Regions from separate parts of the Mus musculus genome. Here region 2 is linked to region 1. The links are chromatin loops, found by intact Hi-C in ENCODE. Cell type or tissue: heart. All regions are shown on one strand.

What was found. Hi-C counts contacts between places; a loop is a spot of excess contacts. Peaks named below come from ENCODE experiments on the same cell type or tissue, not always from the same donor. Only the 100,000 strongest peaks of a DNase experiment are listed, where the experiment ranks them.
Region 2: it touches region 1 in a loop (1.8-fold over the local background); 2 of 42 quality-filtered maps call a loop at or near these places.

The regions. Positions count from the first base shown.
Region 1 is chr13:43,000,266-43,008,265 of GRCm38, forward strand. The region is part of intron 4 of Phactr1 (phosphatase and actin regulator 1); the gene reads left to right. Among named protein-coding and RNA genes, the nearest start is that of Gm52053, 8.6 kb to the right of the region's middle. In heart, no CTCF peak of the experiment used is centred here; a DNase peak (open chromatin) is centred at 4,936; H3K27ac peaks cover 720 bases.
Region 2 is chr13:42,913,275-42,921,274 of GRCm38, forward strand. The region is part of intron 3 of Phactr1 (phosphatase and actin regulator 1); the gene reads left to right. Among named protein-coding and RNA genes, the nearest start is that of Gm52053, 96 kb to the right of the region's middle. In heart, a CTCF peak has its summit at 3,248; a DNase peak (open chromatin) is centred at 3,027; H3K4me3 peaks cover 1,846 bases; H3K27ac peaks cover 1,233 bases; H3K27me3 peaks cover 827 bases.

The DNA of each region.
Region 1 (8,000 bases):
AAATACCAAATAGTACAGTGAGCACAGCCTTTCCCTGTTCTGCCTCTTGTTATTTTAGCACCGTTGAGCCAAGTGAATGAATTTTAACTTCTTTTGGATTTCCAAGTGAGGACATCATCCCCTGTTTCTCCGTCAGTTACTAAGCCTCGGAGACCTGTATCATCTATTCCTACCTACCTTTACCCATATCTGCCATCTCTGTCCCACTCCTCTCAATATATATAGCATGTGGTTAGATTACGTCAGTAGAGTATTGGCAGTGGCCTGCTCTGCAGGGCCATGTTACAATTCTCTTCACACACAGCTTTCAGGTGCCGTTTGCTTCCCGCCTCACTTATTATTTTATTTCTGAAATACCTTCATTATGATTCCATTAGGTTTTGTCCCAGCATATTTATTGGCTGGCTGCTCACATTTTTTTAAAATTATTTATTTATTTATTTATTTATTTATTTATTTATTTTTGGTTTTTCGAGACAGGGTTTTTCTGTATAGCCCTGCCTGTCCTGGAACTCACTTTGTAGACCAGGCTGGCCTCGAACTCAGAAATCCGCCTGCCTCTGCCTCCGGAGTGCTGGGATTAAAGGCGTGCACCACCACCGCCTGGCTTAGACTGCTTACAATTTTATATTCATCATTCATTCCTTTATCCATTCACTCATCCCTCACACTCGGCCCGTCGTTCATCAGGAGACACCCCCCCCCCCTTGGTTGCGCACGCATCGTTCATCAGGAGACCCCCCCCCCCCCCTTGGTTGCGCACGCATCCAACCCGAGATTCCGGATCCCTGAGCTCACTTTGATTTTCTGTGCTTTTATTGATCAGGGTTTGTCTCGTTGAATATAGAATTCCTGATCTGAAAGAACTTTTGTGCGTATTTGAGGCCGTTATTGTCCTCTAATCTTGAGAGTAGTTTTGGGAAGTCCGATGAATTCTGGGCTGCTTTGAATGAGATGGTCACTTTTTTCTTTAGAACGTTCTCCTTAGTTTGTAAGTTCTCTATATCCCCAGTGTTCTAGAATTCCGTGCTGGTTAGCTTTACTAGTCAGTGTTTGGCCTCTACTTGGCATTTTCCATCTAAAGGCCTGTTCCTTGGCTTTGGAAAACTTTATTTATTTTTATATTTTAGTTGCTTTGGTGCTCTCCTCATCCATTCTGGAATTTTTATCAGTCAGATCCAAGGGGTGAGCCCAGCCGGTCTTTATTTTCATATTTCCATCCTTCGTCCTGGTTTCTTGATGGTGATTTGTGGAGCACTCCCTCTTGACTCTGGCGTCTACCCATATACGTGAGACTTTATTTATTTTGGAAATCACTTTTTTGCTCTTAAGCGGTATTGTTCTTGCTTCCTCTTTCATACTGTGCAGCTCACCTCTATTTAAATAAAGACTTGATGCATAGATAGTCCTGCTCTCTGCTTCGCTTCTATCGAAACAACTTTACATTTCCCTTGTCTTCTACTGCTCTTTTGTATAAGAGTCTCCTCTCTAATTCCAGCTGGCTTTTGGTTTATGTTTGAAAATAAGGCCCGGGGCTTGCGTGTCCAACATGAATTTGGACGGAATTCTCTGAAGGCCCCCTTATGACAGAGGAGCTTGATCTTAGGAAGGCATGTTTTCATATATTGATGAGGTTTGGAGAAGTGGCTTTTAAAATTTAGCTTTCTTCTCGGCATAAAGAAGCCATTGAAATAAAAAGAAGAAATCAAACAGTTTGAGCCCACACCCTAGCTGGACTTGTTAGCAAAAAGGAAAAGCTGAAGGGCTTTTCTGAAAGCAAACACTGATTAAGGGTGTCAACAAATTGCACTGTGTGTACAGTTTAAGGCATGCCTTGAAGTAGCTCATTGGCAAAAGAATAAATTATAATGGTGTATTAGTCAGGGTTCTCTAGAGTCACAGAACTTATGGATAGTCTCTAGATAGTAAAGGAATTTATTGATGACTTACAGTCGGCAGCCCAATTCCTTACAATTGTTCAGTCGCAGCTGTGAATGGAAGTCCAAGGATCTAGCAGTTACTCAGTCTCACACGGCAAGCAGGCGAAGGAGCAAGAGCAAGAGCTAGACTCCCTTCTTCCAATGTCCTTATATTGTCTCCAGCAGAAGGTGTAGCTCAGATTAAAGGTGTGTTCCACCACACCTTTAATCCCAGATGAAAAGTTGTAGCCCAGATTAAAGGTGTGTTCCTTAAACTAGGAGATTCAATCTTCTGGAATCCATAGCCACTATGGCTCAAGATCTCCATACCAAGATCCAGATAAGGATCTCCAAGCCTCCAGATAAGGGTCACTGGTGAGCCTTCCAATTCTGGATTGTAGTTCATTCCAAATATAGTCAAGTTGACAACCAGAAATAACCACTACAAATGGAAATTTAAATATTCAAAACAAATTGATTAAAAGAGTATGTGCTATTATTGTGGGAAGCAGGCAAATTCACAGGCTCCGGAATGTTCATATATGAATAGGACTAATAGAACTGTTATTAAAACTCAATTTCAGAAAGAACAGAAGAATACATACAGGAGAGAAATAGTGAAGACGTGGAAAATAGAAAATTCTGCTTCTATTCGTCAACAAGTAGAGTCACTGAAGAAATTAGGAAGAAAAAAGTCAAAAGACACAGAAGTTGTATAATAAATGGAAACGTTTTAGAAGAATGTAATATATAACTTGGTATCAATTTTATGATTTTAAAGGAAATAGGTTACTAGAAAAGGGTACCTAAACGAAATGGAGCTGAGAATACTAAAGTAGTCTGCAAATTTCAAATGAACTAAGTCAATATGTAAAATCAGTATGATCTTGTAGTTTAGGTGTAAAATGAGCTCAGAGGTTCACAAGCAAAAGCGCAGGTCCCTGGCTGGTGGTGCTTCCGGCCATTCGGATGCTTACATCATCACTGAATGACCTAGCTCATTGGTGAGTTCTGAGCTGAAGGAGCTGTTAGGAGATGGGGCCTGGTGAGAGGAAATATGTGGCTTTAGGCACACCTTGGAAGCTCACATCCTGCTCCTGGTCCCTTCCTCCTCACCACGAGGTAAGCCACTCTGTTCTCCTACATCATCCCTCCCAGGTGTTGTGCCTTACACGGGCCCAGAAGCCATGAAGCCAGGTGACCACAGACATGATGAGCCAGATAGCCTTCCCTCAAGTTGTTTCTCAAGAACGTTTTGTGAATAACGAACCCTTACCAACACAAAACAATACCTCTCACACAGAAAAGCAGCCCTTGCCAAACCTTCAAGAAATAGAAACAATGTCATTTTAACCAGTTCCCTCCAGAGGAGGACAAAGACATAATGACATATCCCACCTTGCTCCTTTAGATAAAAGGAGAAAATATACATGGTCACTCCAGCAAACTCAGAAAAAAATAGGTTACAAAATTTAGCATACCGGGACTGGAGAAATGGCTCAGGGATTAAGAGAAACTACTCTTGCTGAGGACCCAGGTTCCCTTCCTAGCACCCACATCAGGCAACTCACAACCTCCTCTTACTCCGTTCTAGGGACTTTATTGCCCTCTGACCCCTGTGGGCGCCTGCATATGCATGGTACATATGAACTGTTGTTGGCATACAGGCACAAAGGTATAAGATAAATTCTTTCATAAAAATTAGGTGCTGGGGAGATGGCTCAGTGGTTAAGTGCACATACTGTTCTTGCGAAGGGCCTAAGTTCAGTTCCCAGCACCAATATTGGAAACTCACAAGCACCTGTGACTTTAGCTCCATAGATTCAATACCTTCTTCTGGCCTCTGTGAGCACCTACAGGCCCAGGCACATACCTACACAGACACACACACACACACATACACATACACGCACACAATTATGAATCATCTATAGGCCCAGGAACGTACCTACAGATACACAGACACACACACATAATTATGAATCACCTACAGGCCCAGGCACATACCTACACAGACACACACACACATAATTATGAATCACCTACAGACCCAGGCACATACCTACACAGATACACAGACACACACACACAGACACACACACACACACATAATTATGAATCACCTACAGGCCCAGGCACATACCTACACAGACACACAGACACACACACACATAATTATGAATCACCTACAGACCCAGGCACATACCTACACAGACACACAGACACACACACACAGACACACACACACACACACACACACACACATAATTATGAATCACCTACAGGCCCAGGCACATACCTACACAGATACACAGACACAGACACACACACAGACACACACACAGACACACACACACACATGCGTGCGCATGCACGTGCGTGAATGAGCTGGCGCATGCATACACAAGTGCGCACACACACTCACATAATTATAAAGAAAATAATTTTAAAACATTAACATGGCCGTAGCCAACAACCAAAACACTCGAAATAGAACACGGCTTCCTTAATAAAGGCTACCACCAAGAACAAGAACAAAGGAAAGATGGGTCAAACATTCTGCGTAACAAAAGTAATTAAAGTCAGAAAGAATGCCAAAAAAAATGCTCACCAAAAAGACCAATTATCTAAGCGGTGATTTCACCATGGTTCCATGGAATATATTTAAGTGACAAGGACTGGAAAAGCATAAACAAGCAGCCATCCTCTGTAAATATATGATATTTTAGGGCCCATGACTTAGGAGAATTAATAATAGCATCATATAAGGACACTTATAAGTATCAAACCCTGGGCTCCAAATAGACAGAGAGCAATGAAACAATATTAAGTTTGGAAAAGCTGAATACTAGGAAGACTGACAAATGAAATATAAACATCTGCAGAAAACATTTTGCCCACAGTCACGCGGAGCAGCAGCCTCCGCTGCTTGGAAAAGCCAAGCCCTGGGCTGGCAGTTCCCTCCCTCTGCAAGGAGCAACTCTAACTTCTTGGCTCAAGATAAAAACAACAATGGCCCTTTTCTTTCCCCTGTGACTTCTCATGGTTTGGGCCACAGGGGCGGGGAAACAGCTGGTCTATATCCATCCCCAGTCACTTCCTTGTGACGAGAGTGAAGGTTAATGTTTCTGGGCTTGGGGCTCTTCAGTTGCCCTGGAGTATAAAGTTAAGCAGCCCCTACCCCCAGGAAATGCTCTTCTATTAAATGGAAGCGCTGAAATATCAGAATGTGAGGCCAGAGATGGCTCAGAGGGCAAAGGTGCTGCTAAGGTTGATGATCTGAGTTTGATATCCAGTGACCACATGATAGGAGGAAAGAACTGACTCATTCCTTTATTTCTCCACACATGGACCTTGGCATGCTTGGAAGTGAACACACACACACACACAGAGAGAGAGAGAGAGAGAGAGAGAGAGAGAGAGAGAGAGAGAGAGAGAGAGAGAGAGGGAGGGAGGGAGAGGGAGAGGGAGAGAGAGAGGGGAGTGGCATGCAATCTTAGCTACTCAGGAGACAGCAGTAGCAGATTATGAGCTAGAGGCAAGTCAGGGTTGTATTGTAAAACCCTATCTCAAAAAACAAAAACAAAAAACAAACTAAATGTAAACTAAAAAATACATATATAAGTATATGAAAATACATGGAAGGGTGCATTATATCATGTAATAAATTCTAACTCAAGGATCAACAGGATTTTGGGCTAGAGGGAGAGCTCAGTGGTTAAAAACACTTGCTGTTCTGATAGAGGACCTGGGTTGGGCTCCCACAGAGCAGGAAGCAATCATCATTAACTCTAGTTCCAGGGTTTCCACTGCCCTCTTTGGGTTTCCGTGGGCACCAGGTATGCATATGAGGCACATACATACATGCAAAATATTCTTACACATAAAATAAAAACAATAAAAAAATGTTAAAAGAATCATAGGTTTGGAGTAAAGACCTCTAGCACAGAGGTTGTAAATCTGCCCCGGAAATGATAAAATGTTATCCCACCCCAACATGTCATTGAGCACAGCTAGGGACATGAGACAATGGTTTGTTAGGAAACAAGATGTGATCGCAGGAAACAAGAATGGGGCAAAGTGGGTAGGAAAAAAAAAGCCGGGCAGTGGTGGCGCACGCCTTTAATCCCAGCACTTGGGAGGCAGAAGCAGGCGGATTTCTGAGTTCGAGGCCAACCTGGTCTACAAAGTGAGTCCAGGACAGCCAGGGCTATACAGAGAAACCCTGTCTCGAAAAAACAAAACAAACAAACAAACAAACAAACAAAAAGGTTGTGTTAAAGGTACACTAATTTGCTGCAATTGCCACCGTAAGTTATCTGGGCTCCAGTTCCTGTTGCTTTAAACCAACATGTGTCTAGGCAGCACTTGTCTTTGGGCTATGTGCGAAGGAGCCTGGTGAAGATGATGTGAAAGCTAAGGGTGAGTTTGGGAAGAGATGTTGAAGTCTGAGCTCACATGGAGCTCAATGTAGACTTAGGCCTGAGCATGAGCCGCCTTCTCTCTGGTGAGTGGTTCTGTAAGTGCGCTGACAAGACAACAGCCATGAATGATGCCAGAGAAGCCTGGTATTCTACTTCTATTAACTCAGTTCATCGTCCTAGCATGCTGGGAAGCCAGTGACAATATTTCCATCTCGATTGTTTGATAATGAAATTGTTCCGCATAGAGGCAGAACTACTTGTCCCAGGCCACCCTGCTGAGAGGTGCTGGGTTTTTATGCATGTATGACAGTCCTCCTCTTCAACTAAACAAAACTAATGTCTGAGCTGCCCCTGAGGTGAGGTGTTCTGTGGCCTCTTGCTCTGTGGCAGTGGCTCAGTGACTCACAGACAGAGCCTTAGACCCACAGAACCTTGAGGTCTAGTTGTATTAAGTCCAGCTGAACTAGGGGAACAAGTTGGTCCCTGGCATTTTTCTGTAGAAACCTGCCACTTGGAACCAGTTCTTGAGTTTCCCCTTTTACTTAAAAGCCAAGGGTTACTTGGAGCAGTGGGCGTAAGGTACCACTTGCTTGTCAGCTAATTGTGGGAGTGCTCTGAGAGAAGTATGCTCCCACAACTAGCTGGCTTTTGTAAACTTTAGTCAAATGATCAGAATTTATAATTTTTTTCTCTTCCTTCCTTCAACTACTTTCTGCTATGGGATAACAACAAGAATAAAATTTTATTTTACCACCCAAATGCTTGTTTTCCTGGTCACAAAACACATCTATCTTTTCCTTGGACACACGGAGACTTCTTCCATCCGCTCCTGTTTCCCCTCCCTTAGATTAACATTGAAGAAAAGTCTGCAAATTTTCTGAATTTAGGAATAATTGGATCTAATTCTTAATTTAATTATAATTTTCATTCTTTTTTGTTTTTGTTTTTGTTTTGTTTTTTGTTTTTTCGAGACAGGGTTTCTCTGTATAGCCCTGGCTGTCCTGGAGCTCACTTTGTAGACCAGGCTGGCCTCGAACTCAGAAATCCGCCTGCCTCTGCCTCCCGAGTGCTGGGATTAAAGGCGTGCGCCACCACGCCCGGCTTAATTTTCATTCTTAATCACCCATCCTGTTTTCTTAATGAAGATTGGGAAAGAAAACAAATCTTTTTCTTTAAATTTGTTTATAATTTTAAAATTGTGTGTTTGTGTGTGTGTGTGTGTGTGTGTGTGTGTGTGTGTGTGTGTGATATCTGGAGGTCAGAGAGTAGATAACATTACAGAGTTGCTTCTCCTCTCCCACCTTTATATGAATTCTGGGAATGGGACTCAATACTGGGCTTATATGGCAAGGACCTTTCTTTACCCAGAGAGCCATCTTGCTAGCCCAGAAAAAAAAAATTCAGATCGTTCCTATGCCAACAATTTATGAAAACGCATTTATTTATAGACCCATATATGGTCTTTTTATAGAATGTAAGAAGCCAAGAGTCCTTAGGTTTATATTTAGTAACTGACATTTAAATATTCCAGTTTACTTAGAGATATCTCAGATGTTTATCGCATAACAGAACTTTCGCATGACACGCTTATAGCCATGTATCCCGTTAGGACTTACCTAGTTTATTTGTCGTTTGTACTTGTTCCCTGCTTTCCCAT
Region 2 (8,000 bases), 87 kb before region 1:
TTTAACAGCCGACGTCAGAAACAAGCTTCAGCAAGGAGGAACACAGTGCACAGAACAAGGTCAAGAGCAAACACAAGGAACACGTCCCCATCAGCCCCGCTACTTGCTGAAGTAAACTGGTGCCAGAAACCGCCAGATATAACCGCCAAACACTACATGTGTTGGACTCTGATCGTCTTAGCCAACCTTCTGTTGTAGCAATAGGAGATGGCAGCTCTGTCCTTCAGCCTCAGATATAAATCTTCATACATCTAAGAAAAACATGGTGGTGGTGGTGGCAGGGGGGAGATGATCTGTCAGCCTCCCAGTTGACTGTAGCAGCTGCTGGTTACACGTGGCTGCTATCCTTTTAAGTTGTAGCTAGTGCAACTGAGAAACTGGGTCGTAATTTTATTGCCCTGTAAAGTATTAGTACATAAATAGCTTCATATCACAAACAGGTACCATCGGGCAGCACCAGTTAGAGGCTGTAAACTCAAGGAGGACAGCTAGGAAGAGAGAGCACCAACCAAGTAGCTGTCCAAGGCAAGTCAATTCTTCTTGCACATTTCTCTTAAATGAAAGGCCCCCGCCTCCAGGACATATCCTTTGATATGTGAGCTTTTGCTAGCGGCTATGTCCAAGTCTGCTATGCTACAATCACAATTGTACTTGGCCAATTAAGATCAGGACACACAGCCTTGGGTCAGGCTTAGTATTCAGGGGGTGAATAACAGATTGCTTCCAGTCCAGTTGTTTTAATGAGGCCAGGTGGGGTTGACGCAAGTCTTCTTATTCTGACCTGTGGGGCAGAGAGTGAAGTTGGAAAGGCTGGCAGGGCTCAAAATACTGTTTTAAAAAGATGTAATGTCCCCAAACCTAGGATACCCAAGATATAAGATATAATTTGCTAAACACATGAAACTCAAGAAGAATGAAGACTGAAGTGTGGACACTATGCCCCTCCTTAGATTTGGGAACAAAACACCCATGGAAGGAGTTACAGAGACAAAGTTTGGAGCTGAGATGAAAGGATGGACCATGTAGAGACTGCCATATCCAGGGATCCACCCCATAATCAGCATCCAAACGCTGACACCATTGCATACACTAGCAAGATTTTATTGAAAGGACCCAGATGTAGCTGTCTCTTGTGAGACTATGCCGGGGCCTAGCAAACACAGAAGTGGATGCTCACAGTCAGCTAATGGATGGATCATAGGGCTCCCAATGGAGGAGCTAGAGAAAGTAGCCAAGGAGCTAAAGGGATCTGCAACCCTATAGGTGGAACAACATTATGAACTAACCAGTACCCCGGAGCTCTTGACTCTAGCTGCATATATATCAAAAGATGGCCTAGTCGGCCATCACTGGGAAGAGAGGCCCATTGGACTTGCAAACTTTATATGCCCCAGTACAGGGGAACACCAGGGCCAAAAAGGGGGAGTGGGTGGGCAGGGGAGTGGGGGTGGGTGGATATGGGGGACTTTTGGTATAGCATTGGAAATGTAAATGAGTTAAATACCTAATAAAAAATGGAAAAAAAAAAAGATGTAATGTGCTCTGGACACACAGTTCCTCGCTTCTTGGCAGAGCTAAGAGGAAACCTAAGATGAAGGCAAGGCCTAAGGATTAGAAAATCTGTTTGCCCATGACATGAGATTCATCCCTTTAGGCATCCGAACAACATCACAAATGTATCTTTGTCATCTCCCAGATACAAGGTAGTATGAGCTGGGAATCCAGTGGCACCTAATCTGAGAAGAGCAGAGGCAGTGCCATTACCTCTAGGGCTGACGACCTAGCTGAGAAAGGGAGATATTACCAAAGACCTTGATGGACACTTGTACAAAGGGGCATCTGATTAAAGAGAGCACCTCTCCAACATCTGCCCCCTACCCTGGGGCTGACATCCTTTCCAGGGCAGAGGGTGGCAGAACACACCGACTTACCAATAAGATAAAAGTGAAACTGCCTGTGCCTGTTTGGGCTGACAAATGATTGGATGGTAGATTGTGTGCCTAGAAACAATACGAGGTAGCACGTGACCCTCACAAGGGTGCCAAGCCTCTCTGGTTAGGGGAGAGACAACAGCAACCTTGGTGTAGTTCAGTTTCCCAGAATAGTTTGAAGTTAGCATCCAGAAAGTTCTTGGTAACAACAGGAAGTGACTGTCCGACTGTACATTCTTTGATTGACACTATTTTGGTAGGTTCAAATAGAAGGAACTGGGTATGGTAAGGTTGAGGCACAGAGGGAACGGGACATTGTGGAGTCTGACACACCTGGCTGTAAACAACAGTTTCTCTTGTTTACAGTTCCTCAAAATCACCCCACCCCCACCCGGAGCTTGTTAACTGTTACAGAACCCTGGGTCTCAACAATGGCCCAGGAAACCAGAATCTCCAGGCCTCAGGGTGTTTGTTTGTTTGTTTGTTTTTAAATAAATAAAGCATTTAAGATGTTTGTAAAGTGTAGCTTCTCTCAAAGCCTAGATTCCCTGAAAAGTTCTTTAAGAGTCTCGGGATGCCCTATAAATGATGAGTGGATTTTAAACACAAAGCGACCTTTAAAAGTCACTCAGAACCATCAAAACCTCAACAAATGAGACTGTGGCTTTGCCTTCTTTCGGGAGCTGTTCTTTGGAAGTCTTCGAGGCAGACAGGGCGCCTGCCTTGCTCGGCCTGAGATCACAGAGCAATGGCAGCTGAGGAGCATTCAGTGAACTAGCTAGTGTCCCTAAAGTTGCATGTTGAGGGTGGCTGGAAGATGGGTTTCCCCCTTTGACTTCAACTAAGGACCCTGGAGTAAAGTCCCCTTCATCTCGGGGAAGCTTTCCCACTGGAAGCAAAAGCAAGGATGCTGTAACAGGTTGTCTAGTCCTGGGTTGTGGTTGGACCCGCCTGAGAATATAATTTGTTCTGGCCTCAGTTCCACCCTAGAGCTGGGACAGCCGCCTGCTGTAGTACATCTTGCTTGCGTTTGGCAGCGGGAGTCCTGGAAGGGGGTGGCTGTGGCATCCTGCCCTGAGTTTCCAGAGTGAAGGTGGCCACAAAACCCCGCCGGCTGGGAGCTGCGGGGCGCTGCGATTCACCGAGGGGTGGGGCTGCCCCGGGGAGGCAGAGCCCAGGAGACCCAGAGCTTCGCTGATAGAAGAGCGGATTCAGCCCTCTGCAGCCCTTCCCACCTCCACCCCGCCCGGGGTCTCGGGATTTGTCCAGGCTCGAAGAGGTCAAGACCTCGAGCGCGCCATCCCGCCCTGCCCTGCCCCGCCCCGCAGTGGCGCTGGTGTGGCGTGGGGGCATGCGGGCGCGGCCGGGGGACGCGAGTGGCAGAGCCCGGGGCAGCGATCGGCGACCAGCCCCGGACGCTCGGGGAGCGGATGGCGGAGCCCACGCGCGCCGCGAAGCCGCGCTGCAGACAGGGCGCCGTGCCAGGCGCGGGCGCCGCCGTGAAGCCCAAAAAGAAAGCTTTTTATTTGCTGAGCATGAAGCCCCCGAAGGACCCCGCCCCCAACAACAATAACAACGTGTCGTTTGTGATCCACTGTCAACTGGGCAAGGAGATCAAGCACATTTGCAGCAACTGCAGCCGGGGGGAGGACGGCCGCGACGGTGAGTGCCCGGCGCGTCGGGGAGGTGGCGGGAAGGTGGCTCTGTCAGTCCACGGACCCGGGTGCTGACGGAATCTGCCACCTGGACAACTGTGGAGACCTTCGCTCCCCGCAGCCGGGCCCTGCACTTTGCAGAGTGTCACCGGGAGCCAGTGGGCTTTCAGCAGCGCCCAAAGAATCAACTGTAGGCTTTTTGATTTGACAAGATGGGGGGTCTTAGGGGATCTGTCCACAGCAGCAACAGAAGCTTAAAAAAAATGTTACACCTGTTCCCCCACCCCCACCCTCACCCCAACCCCCAGCCCCATCTCTGCTGTGAAATTTGCGGGGTTACATTACAGATTGTGGGCTTCCTTCAGGTGGGGTCCCTGGAAGAAGTCATTGGCCTTGACCTCTGAGGGACCCAGCTCACTGAGCATTTGTGGAGTTGTTTGGAATGGTGTCTCTTTAGAGTAAAATATGGCTGGGGTATTTGTTTGTTTGCTCGTTTGTTTGTTTATTGAGTGCCACAGCTCGTCCCTCTTGGACAGATGCCCAGTGCTCAGAGTGGGGGAGGTGCAGGCAGCAGCCCTGGGCAGAAAGAGCCAAGGACCAGGGATAGTTGGCCCTGGAGCAGGCAGAAGCCTCTTCTTGTGTGTGGACTCCTCTGTGGAGGTGCCTATATAGGAGTCTCCTGGCAATTCCCCAGCAGCTCGGTGTGCAGATTCTGGTGGGCCACTGAAGGTCGCGGAAAAGTTTTTAAGCAGCAGATGTAACAGAGGCCAGCCCTGAGCTCAACGCTTAGCTCCAGTTACACCTGCTTGTGCAGGCAGCTTTTCAGTGTTCCCTTTGGAAGTACAGAGATTACTTAGACACCCCCCCCCCCCCAGTTCTCTGCCGGCCTCGGAAGTGCTCCGTAATGAAGTGACTGCGGATGGCCTAATGTCTTTTCAAAATTAGAGTCCTGCTCTCGTAATTATAGTTTTCTTTGATTAAAATGTGAGAGAGGCTGGGTGGTGTGGAGCGAGCAAGCGAGTCACCCAAGAGCAAACTGGGACAGTCCCGGAGGTGGGAGGACAGAGAGAAGCCCTTCCTGTTGGGTTTAATGGTATTTGAGTCACACATGTTGACATGCGTCTGTTTCTTATGTTGGCATGTGTCTGTTTATTATGCTGACTGCTAAACTGGAGACAGCAAGGTGAATGCATGTGAGCAGATTAATTGGACCCCAAACTAGACCTTTCCCATACAGTATAATGGAGAATGTGTTTCGAGCCAAGCTACTTATTAAATGCCAGTCACTCTGTTGACTGAACGGTATCCCAAATGGGCTGCTTCCCCATTCGTGGGAGTTTGTTTAAATGAGTGTCTCTGTGCACTACTATAAAAAGGGAAGGGTGTTTCTACACTCAAGGATGTATGCTTATGTATGTAATTATGAGCTCCATCACCGCTAACATGTGCTGTGTGCGGTTCAAGGCTGGCATGTATTTTAACCTGCCATCTGCCTTCCTTTCAGGACTCGTGCTTTCTCCATAGCCTCAAATTTCAGAATGCTCTCAGAAGTGTGTACTGAGGATGTTCTTGTATCACTTAACATGATACACGTATTTAATCGCAGAAGATCCATATATGAGGAGGGCTAAGGTCGTCGTGTCTAAGTTTTACCTAATTTTGTACCACTATACCAGGTGTGTGGTACTCTCATTTGTTGAGCCAAATAAGAGTGTGGTACCGTTGGGTTCATTCTTTTTCTGTATGGCAGGAACATCAGAAAATTTTATTTCATTCACTGAGTGTGTGTGTGTGTGTGTGTGTGTGTGTGTGGTGTGTGTGTGTATGTGTGTATATGTGTGTGAGTGTGTGTGAATGTGAGAGTATATGTGTGTGGTGTGTGTATGTGTGTGTATGTGTGTGAGTGTGTGTGAATGTGAGAGAGTGTGTGTGTGCATGTGTGTGTGCATGTGTGTGGTGTCTATGCCTGAGCCATGTCACCCATACAGAGGTCCGAGAAGAATAACTTCGAGGAGTTAGTTCTTTCTGTCCACCACGTGGGCCTCAGGGATCTGCACCAAGCGCTTTAATCTGCTTAGCATTTCACCCGAGCAATGGCCTTTTTCAAGTAAATGTATGCTCAGGGCTTAAAGGGGACAGATTTCTCCCAAAACTTATAGAGAAAGACCTTCCTTTCTTCTCCTGCTTTTTCCTTGCGGTGCTGGGGATAGAACCCTGGGCCTTAGACATGCCAGGCGAGCTCTCTCCCAAAGAACTACATTCCAGCCAGAGAAAGATGCTTGCGGTGGCTCTCCCTTCTGCAGCATCTCTCACTCTCTAAGTCTGCCTCATCCCTGATCAACCGTAAAGAGGCCACGTAACTACATCCACAAAAAAGTCTGTCCTGTTTAAGTAGTCTTCCTTAAAATGACGATTTTGTTGTAAACACTTGAAGCATATTTTTATAATTTTGCCACCTAAAGATCTCTAACCAAATGTCTTTTGCTGATATGTAGTAAATTTTAAAAGAAAAAAAATATTCTTGACTAGTTGAAGAGAATATAAAAATAAATTTAGCCACTAACTTCTTAAAATTACACTTATTCATTTGTGTGTATTTGTGTGTGTGTATGTGTGTGTATATGTGTGTGTGTGAGGGTGCATTGTGTGTACATGTACACATGCCATCACACATGTATGCAGATCAGAGGATACCCTATAGCACTTAGTTCTTGTTCTTGTTCTCCCCAGGGACTGAACCGAGGTCACTGGGTTGTGGTGTCCAGTGTCTTTATTTGCTGAGCCACTCGCCAGCCACAGCGATTATCTTTTCTTTCAAGTTATTTTTTTAATGCTCTTAATATTTGTGCATCAGCCTTAAATATGGTTTTGTTGACCTTATTTTTAACCCAATCGCTTTAATACTACTAATAACAATAAGCTGTAGAATAAATCCACCACCCATTCATGGCCGCTTTGTGCTTCTGCCCGTCTTTGCTATCTCCCCCCTGGACTGAAGCTGCTCTCAGAAAAGGGAGTGGAGGGATGTAGCACTTCATTGCTAAAGGCCACAGAGTTTCAAACACAAGATAAAACAAAGGCAGATAACATTTTTTCTCAGAGCTCCGGCATGTTAGTTTTTAGATCATTTTTATTTCTTCCCTTCCACAACATCTAGGGCTCAACCTTCCTAATGCAGCGACCCTTACATACAATTCCTCATGTTGTGGGAACCCTCTCCCAACCATAAAATTATATCATTGCTACTTTGTAACTGTGATTTTTCTTCTGCTATGACTCATAATGTAAATACCTTAAATACCTGTGTTTTCTCATGGTCTTAAGCGACTTCTGTGAGAGGGTTTTTTTGACCCTCAAAGAGGTTGTGATGCACAGGCTGAGAACTGCTGACTCAGAGAAATTGGAATTATGGTGTGTGTGTATGTGTGTTTATAGCTACATGTCCTATACTCTTACTATCTCAATAAGCTAAGCTGATCGGAGCCACAGATGAGGAGAAACAGCAGAATTTTCTGGTACATTTTTCAAAAACTCTCCTTGATCTATTTGTTTGACAGGCTGACTGGTAGGAAGAGAGGGGGGAAAATTATCCCTAAATGAAGTAGAAATTGTGTATATTGAAAAGCTATGAGAAATGATTACATTTCCACTAAAATTTTATATTGAAAGTGACTGGGAAGATACTATTTCATATACAAATGATTAAAAAGCAAATATACAGAGAAATCCAAAACATAAGGGAAATATTTCAGTATATCATTTCATGAACTTTCAATTACTATTTTAATTCCTTGTGAGTCTTAATCATGGTGACTTATTTTTAGAAAGCAGTCTTCCCAGTGATCTCTAAGGTGCAGTTGGGGGTAAAGCTCAGTAGTCGAGCCTGTGTTCAGGTGTGAATCTCTGGGGTCTATCTCCAGCATCACACACAAACAAAATCATTTCTGTGAAGATGTCGTTTCAATAGAAAGAAAACATGTTAACAGTTATGAGAAATACTTGGGAGGCTCAGTCTTGTTTTTGCCATGACATTTTAAAAGTAATAAAAAAAAAGCAGTTGGAAAGCGAGGCATTATTGGTTATTAATCAATATGCTAGCCTGTCTTGATGCACTTAGGTGTGATTGCTGTTCTCCGGGCATTCACATGCAAGCATATTAATCCACTGATTTGCTGAACAGACCTCCAGGTTTCAGTTTAGAAGCTAAAAGTATTCATCATGTTTCTTAGTCAACTCTCATATGATTTTTTTAATGATTATTCTTTTTGAGACAGAGTTTCACTGGATAGCACAGGATAGCCCCAAATGCACAGGAACCTTCCTGCCTCAGCCTTCCAAGTGCTGGGATTAGAAGTGTACATGTATGCCACTATGCCTACTTTCCCCATGTGGATGCTGAAGGGAGAATTGTCCT